2 separate regions of the Homo sapiens genome follow, and region 1 is linked to region 2. The links are chromatin contacts, found by Hi-C or POLR2A ChIA-PET in ENCODE. All regions are on one chromosome and are shown on one strand. The core of a region is the stretch at or near the end of the contact, and the rest is flanking DNA. Distances in the headings are between cores, read along the strand shown. Region 1 overlaps SSPN (sarcospan). Region 2 holds the start of SSPN-AS1 (SSPN antisense RNA 1).

Region 1 (6,135 bases), core at 1,566-4,065, 45 kb after region 2:
TACAAAAGTCCTCCAAATGAGTGTGTTCCACACAGTGATGATTTCAAGTGTTTTCAAGTCTTAAATTTGGAATGCTGTATTTACATTTTTACTTTTTCTTTTTCTTGAGTGGTATGTGTGCATGTATGTGTGGGTGTGGGTGTACATACTGGTTGCTGGTGCCCTAAGCTTATCTCTGGTTTGCCTGTAAGGGAATCCATCAGGGATTACATACAGCTTGACTGTCTATCTAAGGTCACTGGAAGAGCGTAGAATTAGTTAAAGCCATTTTTTTCTTAATACATCTTAATTAGTATCATGGATTCTTTAGATCTTTTCATCAAAGAGATCTTAAACACACATTCTTTTTCCTCTTCAAATCATTTAAAGGATTGTCAGATGTAACCTAAGTATCTTCATCTGTGAAACAGTTTATAGAAACATCTTATATCTCAGGGACATAACAATGATTATACTCAATATTAGTGTTCCTTGGAGGAAGGGAACCAGATATATACAAAGTGGTACCATCATAAAAAAAATTTTTTTTAAGAGATGGAGTCTTGCTATGTGGCCCAGGCTGGTCTCAAACTCCAAGCCTCAAGTGATCCTCCCACCTCAGCCTCCCAAAGTATTGAGATTAGAGCCGTGAACCACTTCGTCTGGCCCTCAATATTTTCAGTGACTACATTTTATGCAAAAATTGGAGTTTTTAGCCTAAAAATATGGATTTATTTTGTAGAACCAATGGGGAAGAATATTTGAACAATTCTGGGTTGTTCTGAAATATTCAGGCTTGATTACTGACTTCAAACTCTTGGTGCCAAGAGCCAAATTAAACTGTCTTGACCATGTTCTGTGTGTGTGTGTGTGTGTGTACCCATCGTAGCTGTATTCCCAGTACAGCCAGCAGAGAACTGGGAACAGTTTGCTCTGGGAACAATGGTATATCTATGATTTTAACCAGGGAAGGCCCAGGTTAAAGTGATCATTTCCCACCTGGTAGTCATCTGCTTAGTAGAATGGCCCCAAATGGAGTTTTCTCTACCTGTTTTATCACCAACAATGGATGGAAGTTGGGGGCGGGGGTCTTGTGATAACCTTCCTACCTCTAACATACATACATCCTTAAATAGCAATTTCTTTTTTTTTTTTTTTGAGACAGAGTGCAGTGGCTTGATCTCAGCTCACTGCAACTTCTGCCTCCTGGGTTGAAGCGATTCTCATGCCTCAGCCTCCTGAGTAACTGGGACTACAGGTGTGTGCCACCACACCCAGCTAATTTTTGTATTTTTTTTGATAGAGACAGGGTTTCACCATTTTGCCCAGGCTGGTCTTGAACTCCTGACCTCAAGTGATCCTCCTGACTCAGCCTCCCAAAGTGCTGAGATTACAGGCATGAGCCACCGCACCAAGCTCCTTAGATAGCAATTTTCTGTAACATTTGTTGGGCAATATCTTGAAGCAATGACAATAATCCCTCATTCTCAATCTGCAAATAATTCAAATAGTTGAAAAAGATTTTACTCATTCATGATAGTCACAAAAATCCATTTGCTGAAAATGGGAATTTTGTCTATTTTTAAAAGATGACTTTTTGGCTCAGAGATTAAAAGATGTGCCCAAGACCATTTAACAAGTGCGCAGCAGTACTGGCTGATGATTAACAGCGTGAACCAGGGAGTCAGGTTCTCCCCTCACTAGCCATGGTCCCTGGGCAAATTCATCAATCCCTGTGCACCTGTACTTCTTCATCTGTAAACTTGGCATGATGATCATAATAGCACCTACTTCACAGGATAATTACAAGGATCAAAAGAGTTGATGTCTGTAAAGAACTTAGAACAGCGTCTGGTATACAGGAGCCTATTTAAGTATTTGTGAAATAATAAGCAAATTAGTAGGGATGGAAAGAGCTGCCAGTTCTGAGGACTGAGGATATTAATTCGACTGCTTTTGTCTTATTTTGTCATGTGGGAGTAACAATGCATTCTTGGCTTGTAGGAAGGATGTAAACATTTACACAAACACAGTGGTTGCTCAATTTTAATTAAACCGTTTATGCTAGAACCCAAAGAGAACATAAAGAAAAACCATGCCCCTTAGCTTCTCTGAGTATGAATAAATTTATATCGTGCGTATCTATCTCACACTTTAGTGACTCGGCTTCTCCCACTCCGGAAAGCATCAGGCCAAGTAAACTAGAGAAAGCCACGGAATCAAGTTTCTTATCCATTTTAAGACATAAATATATACTCGATCCCCCCTAAAGCCTGCAGGCTTTATCTGCAGCGCTGTGGCATTTTTCCTTCATGGCTTTTAACTCATCTGACAGCAACAAGCTTCTGGGTTAGAATCTGTAATTTAAAATCAAGTGGCTTGTTTTACCTACATGGCACGAATACACTATAAGGAAGAGTGTTTACGATGACCTTGAGAATCCGAGCAAATATATCTTGATAAAAGCCCGGCGCGGGAGGCATCTGTCTTGCGGGTGTCAGCCCATCAGCCCGGCGCTGCGCAGCGGGCGGAGGCGCGGTGGCCCCGGGCGCTTATGTAACAGCAGCGCCCGGGCGCGTCTCCGCTCGCTCGCTGCCTTTAATTGGTACCCGGCCTGCAGCTTTCACGTTCGGTGACCTCGGGAGGAGGGTGTTTCTGCTCCAATTTAATTACCTTCCCCGGTGGCCTGAACGGGAAGGGCCCTTCTGCAGCGCACTGCTCGGGAGGAGGCTGCCGCAAGCAGCCCAGGGGCCTCCTGGATGTGGGCAGGAGGGAACGTGCCCTGGAATGTTTCCGCAGGCACATGCCCCCGACACGTTTCCGAACCTCCAGGGGAGCCCTGAGAAAGTCAGGCCACTAGGAAAGGCAGGAAGCGCGACCTGCAGCCGATGCCCAGCCAAGCCCAGAGGCAGAGAGGCAAAGCCCAGGGAGGAAAAAGGAACGCGCTGGTGGCATCGAGGGCCTGCGAAGGGACCCTACCCCCAATCCCCGAACCCCCAGAGGGCTGTCCCAGCTTGAGAAAAAAAAAAGAGCCCGTGGCTATTTTCTCTAAGCGAAAGGGAGGGTGCGTGTGTGTGCACGTGTGGACTACAATGAGACTGTCATCATGGCCCGTTTGCTTGTCCTGGCTATCTGGGCATTCAACAGGAGGAAATAAATCCTCTAACAAAGCTTAGGCCAGGGTCCCGAGATGGGGGCACCAAAATGCGGCTATGCTGATGAGAAACGCCCTATGAAGATGCATGTTATGCCTTCGCCCCCCCAGTAGTGTGAGAAGCATAAGGGAAGTCAGCTGTCCCCTGTTGTGTCATTGGAAAATCTGGAGATGGGCTGAAGCTCACTTTCAACCTGAAGATAATGTAGCATGCAACCTTAGAGAGCTAGCAGCAAGCATCAAGAAAGGTCACGTTCAGGAGAAGAGGAAAGTGCCTCAGTATTTGCCAATGCCTGTCACGGGTGGAAAAAAAGAGGTAGCTAATGAGATCTTCCTAGTGGGGAATCCTCAACCTGGCTGACATTGGCAGTGACTTTTTTTTTTTTCTATTTTTTTTCTCTTACTCCCTATTTTAACTAAGGTGCAGATGCTGAGATGGCATTGGGGTCTCTCTTAAGCTGATGCTTTTGACTCTGCTGTTTTCTGGGATCATCTGGGGGGAAAATGAGGGTATTTCACATAAACTAATAAAAACCTAGTTTGGGGTGTTCTTCAGCTACTGGATGAAGTTCTTGTAATTTAACAGGCCATTTCTTACTAAGCTTTCTGGCTTTTTTTTTTTTTTTTTTTTTAATCACCAAGCCTTGCTGTTTAGTCAAACCTCTCCAAACAAATAGTAAACATAGACTGATGTCTACTCTATCTGGCCTTCTTTCAAGGAAAGTCCTCAGACAGAAAAGTATAATTTCCAAATGAAGGCATATCCACCAAAATTCTAACTTCATCATTTAAAAAAGTAGTATCTATTAACTGTTTACTTAGAAAAGTTATAACTATTGGAGAACATTTCAAAATTAGAGAAAAACTGCAAAATGCAAATATAATCCCACCACTCATAGATAATTGTATTTTCTATGCTCATTAAGAGCTTTTATTTTTTCTGTAGGATAATATCATACATTTTGTGTAACCAGCTTTTTAAAATTAGTTATTATAATGTAAATGTTTGTATCTATTAATTACTTTTTATAGCATGATTTTAAAAGATATCATCCCTTTGCTTTTTTATGTCAACAGCTTCAATTATACTGGAATCTTCCAACACACCTTATTTTTTTCACCTTAGTAACTTTCAAATAATGTCATTCACTTACTTTTATGTCTGATGTTTTCTCATTGTAGTGAACAAAAAAATCCAGTTTTTATATGTTTTCTTGTAGAAGAAAAAACAATGTTAGTGGACCAAATTAAAAAAAAAAAGATTAAAGATAGCTTTGTATTATTTGCTATAGTAGTTGAGAGAAAATGAAGGAATTTGCTTTCTACTAGCTCTGATTGCTAAGTTCTATGTCTATGTCCTTATACTCTGAAAGGTAGTGTCTTTGCTTCCCTTTGGAGTAGATTCTGTTGTGCAGTGAAAATGCTGTGTACTTGAATTGGCTCCAGCCAAATGCACTGTCCCTAACAGAAAAAAGATACACACAAATGAAAGACACACACGCTTGCCAAACCACGCATATCCCATCACCCGTCCCCCACTTTGCCCTGAGAGTCTTGGCACAGAGCATTTGGATGCGCCCAATGTACTTTTTCTGTCTCAGTGATCCCACCTACAAGAGGAAATACACTTAGACTGCTTCATTATTAAAATATCCCAAATAACCCCCGAGATATGGAAGTGGGCACTGAAAGAGATACCTTTTTTCTGGCCAAGTGTTTTGTTGAACTGATGAATTTTCAATATTCCTTTTAAGGGCACTGAAGGACAGACTTCATATCCTCCAGGCCAACCCAGTTCATGGAAATTAAGACTTAAAAAAAAAATCAGCATTACCTTTGAGGTCTGGATCAATGCCCTCTTAAAACATTTTTTGGCCTGCCTAAAAATGCAATTTCTAGACTAATCAGATATGCAACCCCTTAAGAAGGCACTCCTTTATTTTGTACTTGGATTTCTTTCTATGTGATGATAAAAGAGAAAGAACAATCACAACTTACTTTCATAGAAAATTGAATACATGTCCGTTCGTCAACCTGATATGAGACACAAAGCATAAACAAGCCAAGATAGGCCACTAAGCAGACCTGCAAGGGAGAACACAGAAGAAAGGATGTTATCAGGGTACGTTGTGCGTTCAAATGACATCAGTCTCAGTATCTTCCTGCAGTCACATCCATGTTATAAAGCTGTCCGTTTCTTTTACTTATCTTTATGTACTGTGTTTTTCTTTCAACTGGTGGAAAACCACTTTAAAATTAGTAAAAATCAATTGATTTCCACTTAGCCAGCATTTACTAAGTTCTTTTGATATGCCAGGTGCTATACAAGATCCTTCAGAGTATATGACGATGAATAAAGTTTACTCAGTGTTCATCAGTTTACAATCCGGTGAAAGCCAAAATGAATGCACACCAAATTCTAAGGCAGGACATTTCATGTTAAATATTATTCAAAGAAGTACAAAAAGAGGAAGAAATTACATTGAGTTGGGCGATATAAAAGGCTTCCATTACGACACGGATTTGAAATGGTCCTTGAAAGAAATGAAACATGATTACTAACATTAGCTGAATATTTACTACATGCTAGAGCTCTTCTAAGGGCTTTATATTGTATTCCTCCTGTAATTGTTTTATATTGTATTCCCTCCTATAATTGCTACAAAATCCTATAAGGTAGGTGATATTATGATTCTCATATTGTAAGTAAGAAAGAAAAGGCACAAAGCCTTTTCTTTGGAACCCGGATTCAAATCAGGTAGCTTGGGATAAAGCAGCACCATAAGCAATAGCACAGAGGAAGGGCTGCACAAAGAATGTGCTGAAAGAACAGCAAATGCACACCCATAGTTTAAAACAATGACATATAAGCGGGTGCGGTGCCTCATGCCTGTCATCCCAACACTTCGGGAGGCCGAGGCGGGTGGATCACCTGAGGTCAGGAGTTTGAGACCAGCCTGGCCAACATGGTGAAACCCGTCTTTACTGAAAATACAAAAATT
Region 2 (6,040 bases), core at 1,036-3,535:
AACACAACAGGACGTACAAGCTGATGAGGAGAAGGCTATCTTTTTGAACGTTGCCCCTGGGGGACTGGGAGGTCTGCTAGCCCTGGCTCCTCGGGCAAGACCACAACCCTCTAACTGGGCCTCACTTTCTGCTTTGGCTGAGCTGGGAACGGCCAGCAAGGGAGGAGTCGCGGGTGAGGGAGCACATTGGCCTCCACCTTGGCAATGCTGCTGTCCCCAAGGGAAATGTTCCAGGGAATGTCCTCAGCACCACAGAGAACTGAAATCCTGGAGAAAACTGGCCTAAGGAGCTCAGAAAGGCCAATAAAACTGGGGCATTTGGGGAAGAAGAGGAAATGGAATGGCATTATTGGATGATTTAAATGTGGTGTGTTGCTATGGTTCCCAGCCTTCTTGAAAGTCACAGACATGGTGTATGGGCTGAATTGTGTCTTCCCAAAACTCACATGTTGAGTACAGTACTACAAAATATATTTGAAGAGATTTGAGTTACAGCACTACACATTTGAGTTACAGTACTACAAAATGTATTTGAAGACGGAGCCTTTGAAGGGGTAATTGAGTTAAAATGAGGTCATAAGGTGGTCCCTAATCCAAGGCGATTGGTGTCCTTATAAAGAGAGAAGATACCATAGAAGGAAGACCCTGCGAAGATAAAGGGAAGAGACAACCATCTGCAAGCAGAGGAGAGAGGCTTCAAAAGAAACCAACTCTGCCAGCACCTTGATCTTGGACTTCTAACATCTAGAACCATGAGAAAATAAATTTCTGCTGTTTAAGCCACCCAGTCTATTGTATTAATACTTTGTTACGGCAGTCCAAGTTGAGTAATGTACAAGGTGACCCTGCAATTCCCTAGATTTGGAGTGCTTGGCTTTTGTTTGTAGCTCAAAGCCTGTCTCTTTTACAGGTAGCTCTCAGAAGACAAGTGAGGGGACACGCAGAAAGGGAGGTCCTTCTTCCCCCACTACAATCCCTGAGCATGGATGGAGATGGGAGGGCTGGGATCCTCAGTTCTGTGAGAAAAATACAAAGGACCATAAGCCCTGGTGAGAAGGGAGAGTCTCCCTGAGGCACTAGTAAGGAAGTGACCTGGACCTGGACCTCCCACTCCAGGACATTTTAACCAGCCCTGTGTCAACAGAGCATGCGCAACCCAGAGGACATTTTCTTTGAGCCCCACTTTACAGTCTCATTTACCTGGAGCCTGGCTGGGCTCCATCAGCCCCCATTCAGTTAAGAAACTGCCAAAGGAGCAGTTTATCCATATGCCTGCAGGATATTAAGGGAAATGAATTTTGTGTTCTGGCTGAGAGGGCCTCAGTGGACACTTCCAAAAGGAACCCTGATTCACAGTATTTGATACTTGGTTATTGGCTTTGGTAGAGCTTGGTTTTGTGTTCTGTCTTCTGAGAGGCAGGTACTGGACACCAGAAGCAGCAGGATAATGGCCCTGAAGGAGTCCTGACTGCAACCCCCTGACCACCACCACCGGAGAATTTGCTCCAGCTTTACTCTCTTCTGATTTTCCAGAAATCTGGCATTTTAAATAGCTATTTTGTGTTGGCCTCTTTTCTTCCTTTCTAAAAAGTATGTTTTAATTAAATGTTCTTTGGTTGCTGGCTAAGCTAACCCCAAAGGTTGGTGTCCCTGGTGTGGGCGGGAGAGGTTGAGTTCACACTGCCTTTCAAAGCAGTGCCAGTCCCTTCTGCCCTCTGCGAAGCCCACGTGAAGGGAAGACAATGGGTTACTGTGGGCCACAGAGCCATGTCCCCTCACACTGCTCTCCCCTCAGGGCTGCCAGGTGTGGTTGGGGCCTGAGACAAGCTTCTCGCCTCATCATTCCTTTCGAGGCAACACTTAAAACAGAGAGGGCTTCAGAAGGAAACAGCACAACCAGCGTCTCAGCACATGCGGCAATTCAGAGAGGAAGTACGTTCTAGAACAAAAATTAAACCCTAAACCTATAGGTACCAGCTCCATCCTGCCATAAATGCATCATACGCTTGGAACTTCCAACACAACCCCGAGAATGCTGCTCGCTCCCACGAGCTGACGGCAGGCCTGGCCCTCCGCCAGGGAGTTCACTTGCAAAGCTGGAAACTCCCTAACTTAAAACAATGTCTGGGTGTTTTCTGCTTCATAGGGGCTCAGAAGGAAGGTAAAAAGCTCAGTAAATTTGTTGTTTGACATCTCACTCTGAGTACTGTGTGTTTCATCTGCCTTCACTCTCACAATTATTATCAACTTGCTGGCTATAAAAGGCAGGGGCTACAAACTCAGTGAGCCAAATGCAGTGCTTGCTTCCTATCTGTGGTCCATTGCATAGCAGTGTGCTTGGGTGCTGCGTAAGACAATTCCCCCCAACGCCTCCAAAAAATAGGACATGGTCCACTGCAGGAGTTCATAATCTAGGAGTCCAGAGAGTCCAGGCTCATCATCCCTTCAGGTATGCATTGCTAAAACCCATTTTCTTCTTATTTCTTCATCTTTTTCCTCTTCTTTCCCCATCTCTCTGCTTCCTCCCCCTTCATTCCCTCCTTGCCGTCTTCCTCCTCCTGGTCCTCCTTTACTGAGCTAGAGGTAAGAGCACACAGCTCATCTTTCACTGCTGTTGGGGTCAAGAGTAAAGAGGAGTGACTTGCAGTTGTCTTCGAAATAATCTTCCCTTCCCAATCCTACTTATCTTAGCTGAAGTTGGGTTTTAGGAGAAGAGGGTGATCAAGAAGTTAAAAGAAATAAATGCAGGAACACTATATCAAAAAGTATTTGCTAGCACTGAAGAATATGGGTGAAGACAAAAATGGTGAGTCATGGAATTCCAGAGCTGAAGACGACTTTGGGTGCTGTGAACTTATCTCCTCACTTTACAGATAAGAAAAATGAGACCCAGGAAGTCTAGTGACTTACGCAAGGAGAGAGAGTAATTGTCAAAGGCTCTAGACTCAGCCCTTCTTGTTTCTAAGTTGGTGCTTCTAAGTCAATGCTCTAGATAACAAAAGTCATTAGGAAGATCATCCATGGGCCTAATCCTACCCCACCTTTACCTTTGTCTGCAAGTTCTTTCCTCTTATCCCATTAAATTAAAGGAAACTCCCCAAGGATGTTAATGTAAGCTTCTATCTGTCAATTACCTCTCCATGTAAATGAATCATGTGGGGATGGTGGAAAGGAGAGAGCACTTAGTTAGGAGTTCTGACCTGTCTCCAATGATCCAGATAGCCTTGAAAAGGCATTTAGCAAAACAATAGAAACCATTGCTGTTCAATACAATTATAATTTAGAAAGTCATGAATGTACGCCACTGCGTAATTCTGAATTTTCTTATAGTCATATTTTAAAAAGTAAAACAAAACAAATGGGATTACTTTTAATAGTATTTTTTATTGGACCTGATCTATCCAAACTATTATTACTTCAGCATGCCCTCAATAAAAAATGTATTAATGAGATTTTTTACATTCTTTTTTTTTTGGTACCAAGTCTTTGAAATCCTGCATGTGTTTTACAACCACAGCACACCCCGGTTCAGACTAGCCATTCAAATGCTCAGTGGCTACCTGGGACTAGTAGCTTCTACATTAGGCAGGAAAGACCTAGAGTTGCTTTCTCATCTATAAAAATGAAAAAAATGGCACTATCAGGGGTTTTCTAACTGCCTCTGCTTAGAGTCCTAAGAATTCTATAGAGGTAACTCAATGAGTGTCTGTGAGTGTGTGTGTGTGTGTGTGTGTGTGTGTAGTGAATTTTGGTGTGGCAGAGATAGCCAGCTTTGGTTCATCTACTACCACTTCATGCCAAATACTTCCAGAACTAACTGTTTTTATATATCCGGCTTTGGCCTGAGAGTTTGTTGGGAGATGAGATTCCATGGCTAAATAAAGAAACTAAAAACCCTTGCACAGCATAACCTGCAACCTGCACTGATAGTCCCAGATTCTGGAGGGCCTACAAGAGGAATCAGCAGTCACTTGCCAGGGAAGAAAAGGGCCAGGTGACAAGCATGGGATCAGCCTGACACTCCAGCTGGCTGTAAAAGACATATGGCCTCATGGCTGTGGCCTATAAACTACACACACTGACTCCCTCCCGCCTGGTCAGGTTCACGGATAACAGTTTGAGTTATCGGCTCGTGCTTTGCCCAGTGGGCCTATCCTGGGGCCCTATCCAGGACAGAGTGTCTAGAATCTGGGCTGATTGATACACAGAGGTCACAGAAGCCCAGGCTTTCTGCATAACACAGAGCCTTGGCTCTCTTGCTTCCGGAACATCCCAGTTTGAGGACTCTGCCCATGGGGGTTCTATATGTGGCCCCAAGAGTTTTTCCTGCTATCCTCATTTTAAACAGTGACATATAAGCAAGAGCACAACAGCTGCAAGATTGAAACAGCTGTATCAGCAAAGGATGCAGTTGTTGGAGGGTATCATTAAAACCAGCTTCAAGTGCAGCCGCCAGCACACCCACTCACTTCCCGGGGCCAAGCCATGTGAGATGGACCTTGTGGCTGCAGTCCTTTGAAACCCAACTGCTGAGGACAGGCACACATTTTTTTTTATTATTATCCTTTCATTTAATGAGTTATTAAGCAGCTTTACTGAGTTCAGTTAGACACATGGTCCCCACCCTTCTGGAACTTTTACAATATTATGGTAAAACAAAGATGTCCTCCTCATCTACTGGCTAAGGATTCCCAGAGTCTTAGGCCAGCTAGAGATGAGCAAAATATACAGCAGTCTCTGACGTGTTTATATTACCAAGGAGATAATTAAAAACATAGCCTGTACATTCCCCACTTTCCAACTCTTCTTTTATTTCCCTGTTTTAGTGGTATGTGGGTCTTTGGGTTGTGTATTGTAATATTATGATGTAATAGGAAATATATATTTTGATCTTCATATCTGGTTTCTGGCCAGGAATCTTGATAATAGCAATAAAGATATTTTGTTATTCATAACAAGCTCCTTTCAAACACACCTGAGTTTAATAATGAGATGACTTTTGGAAAGCCCTGAAGGATGGGAGGCTGGTTGCCAGGGAAACCAACCTTGTGATTAGAGGATTGCAACTTTCAGCCCCACCTCTCAACCTCTGGGGAGGGAAAAGGGGTGGGAGATTGAGTTAATCATTAATGATCAACGATCAATCATGCTTATGTAATGAGGCCTCCAGAAAAACTCAAAGGGTTGGGGTTCACAGAGCTTCCTGGTTGCTGAACACTTGGAGGTGCTGGGAGGGCTGTCCACCCAGAGAGGGCATGTAGCTCCATGCCACATCTCCCATACCTTGCTCTATGTATCTGGCTGTTCAGTTGTATCCTTTAATATAGCCTTTGTAATCAACCAGTAATCTAGTAAGTAAACTGTTTTCTTGGGTCTGTGAGCAAGCAGCTGTAGCAAATTATTGAACCCAAGAGGAGGATCATGAGAACTTCTGATTTGTAGCCAAGTGGAACAGAAGTTGTGGGTAACATAGGGACCTACTTCTTATGACTGGCATCTGAAGTGGGGGGCAGTCTGGTGGGACTGAACCCTTAACCTGTGGTGTCTGTGCTAACTTGGATTGGTATCAGGATTGTATTGAACTATAGGACACCCAGTTGGTATCTGCAGAGAATTAGAGAATTGCTTGATGTGGGAAAAAAAAGCCCATACATTTTAATGGTCAGAAATGAAGTACTGAGTGTTTTGAGTGACAGTATAGTGAAAAACTGTGTGTGTGTGTGTGTGTGTGTATATATATATATATGTATATATAAAATGTGTGTGTGTGTATAAAGCTGGATTTCCCAATACAAGTTTAAGCAGAAATCTTCAGAGGGAGCTCTAGATGCTTCTCCAGGTATAAGGGAAGATAACACCTAAGTGTCTAGCAACACGCAATTCATAATGATAGCCCTTTCAATATGCCAGACACAGGCCTGCACACTTACTATGACATGTTGTTTCATTGAATTTCATAACAACCTTCATCAGTAGCCTGTGATTTAGAGAAGAGGAAAGTGTCTCAGTGAGATTAGGACATTTTCCCAGTATCACAAAG

Evidence for each region. A loop is a pair of places that touch in the nucleus more often than their neighbours do. ChIA-PET counts read pairs that join two places held with the same protein, here RNA polymerase II (POLR2A). Pooled maps may share reads with other maps.
Region 1: a map of dorsolateral prefrontal cortex shows a loop between it and region 2 (2.3-fold over the local background). The contact joins the enhancer-like site here to the promoter of SSPN-AS1 in region 2. A Hi-C loop is called at or near these places in 4 of 168 maps with a recorded cell type or tissue (PC-9, cardiac septum, dorsolateral prefrontal cortex and 1 more) and 4 of 50 pooled maps. POLR2A ChIA-PET finds 5 or more read pairs at or near these places in 5 of 52 experiments (A549, PC-9, Panc1 and 2 more).

What each region holds. Positions count from the first base shown.
Region 1 is chr12:26,223,376-26,229,510 of GRCh38, reverse strand. SSPN (sarcospan) reads right to left here. Exons shown (of 3, transcript NM_005086.5): 2 at 5,132-5,218. All of the region lies in intron 1 of SSPN-AS1 (SSPN antisense RNA 1), which reads left to right. Among named protein-coding and RNA genes, the nearest start is that of SSPN, 31 kb to the right of the region's middle. RefSeq lists an enhancer at 2,628-3,263. Within about 2 kb of position 2,815, at least 14 of the 41 ENCODE cell types and tissues checked have a DNase peak (open chromatin) inside an H3K27ac peak, as active enhancers do; they include dorsolateral prefrontal cortex, where a contact is called at or near this core.
Region 2 is chr12:26,268,072-26,274,111 of GRCh38, reverse strand. SSPN-AS1 (SSPN antisense RNA 1) reads left to right here and starts at 2,285. Exons shown (of 4, transcript NR_187469.1): 1 at 2,285-2,449. All of the region lies in intron 1 of LOC105369705 (a long non-coding RNA gene), which reads right to left. LOC105369704 (a long non-coding RNA gene) reads left to right here. Exons shown (of 2, transcript NR_188068.1): 2 at 620-783. RefSeq lists an enhancer at 1,924-2,143.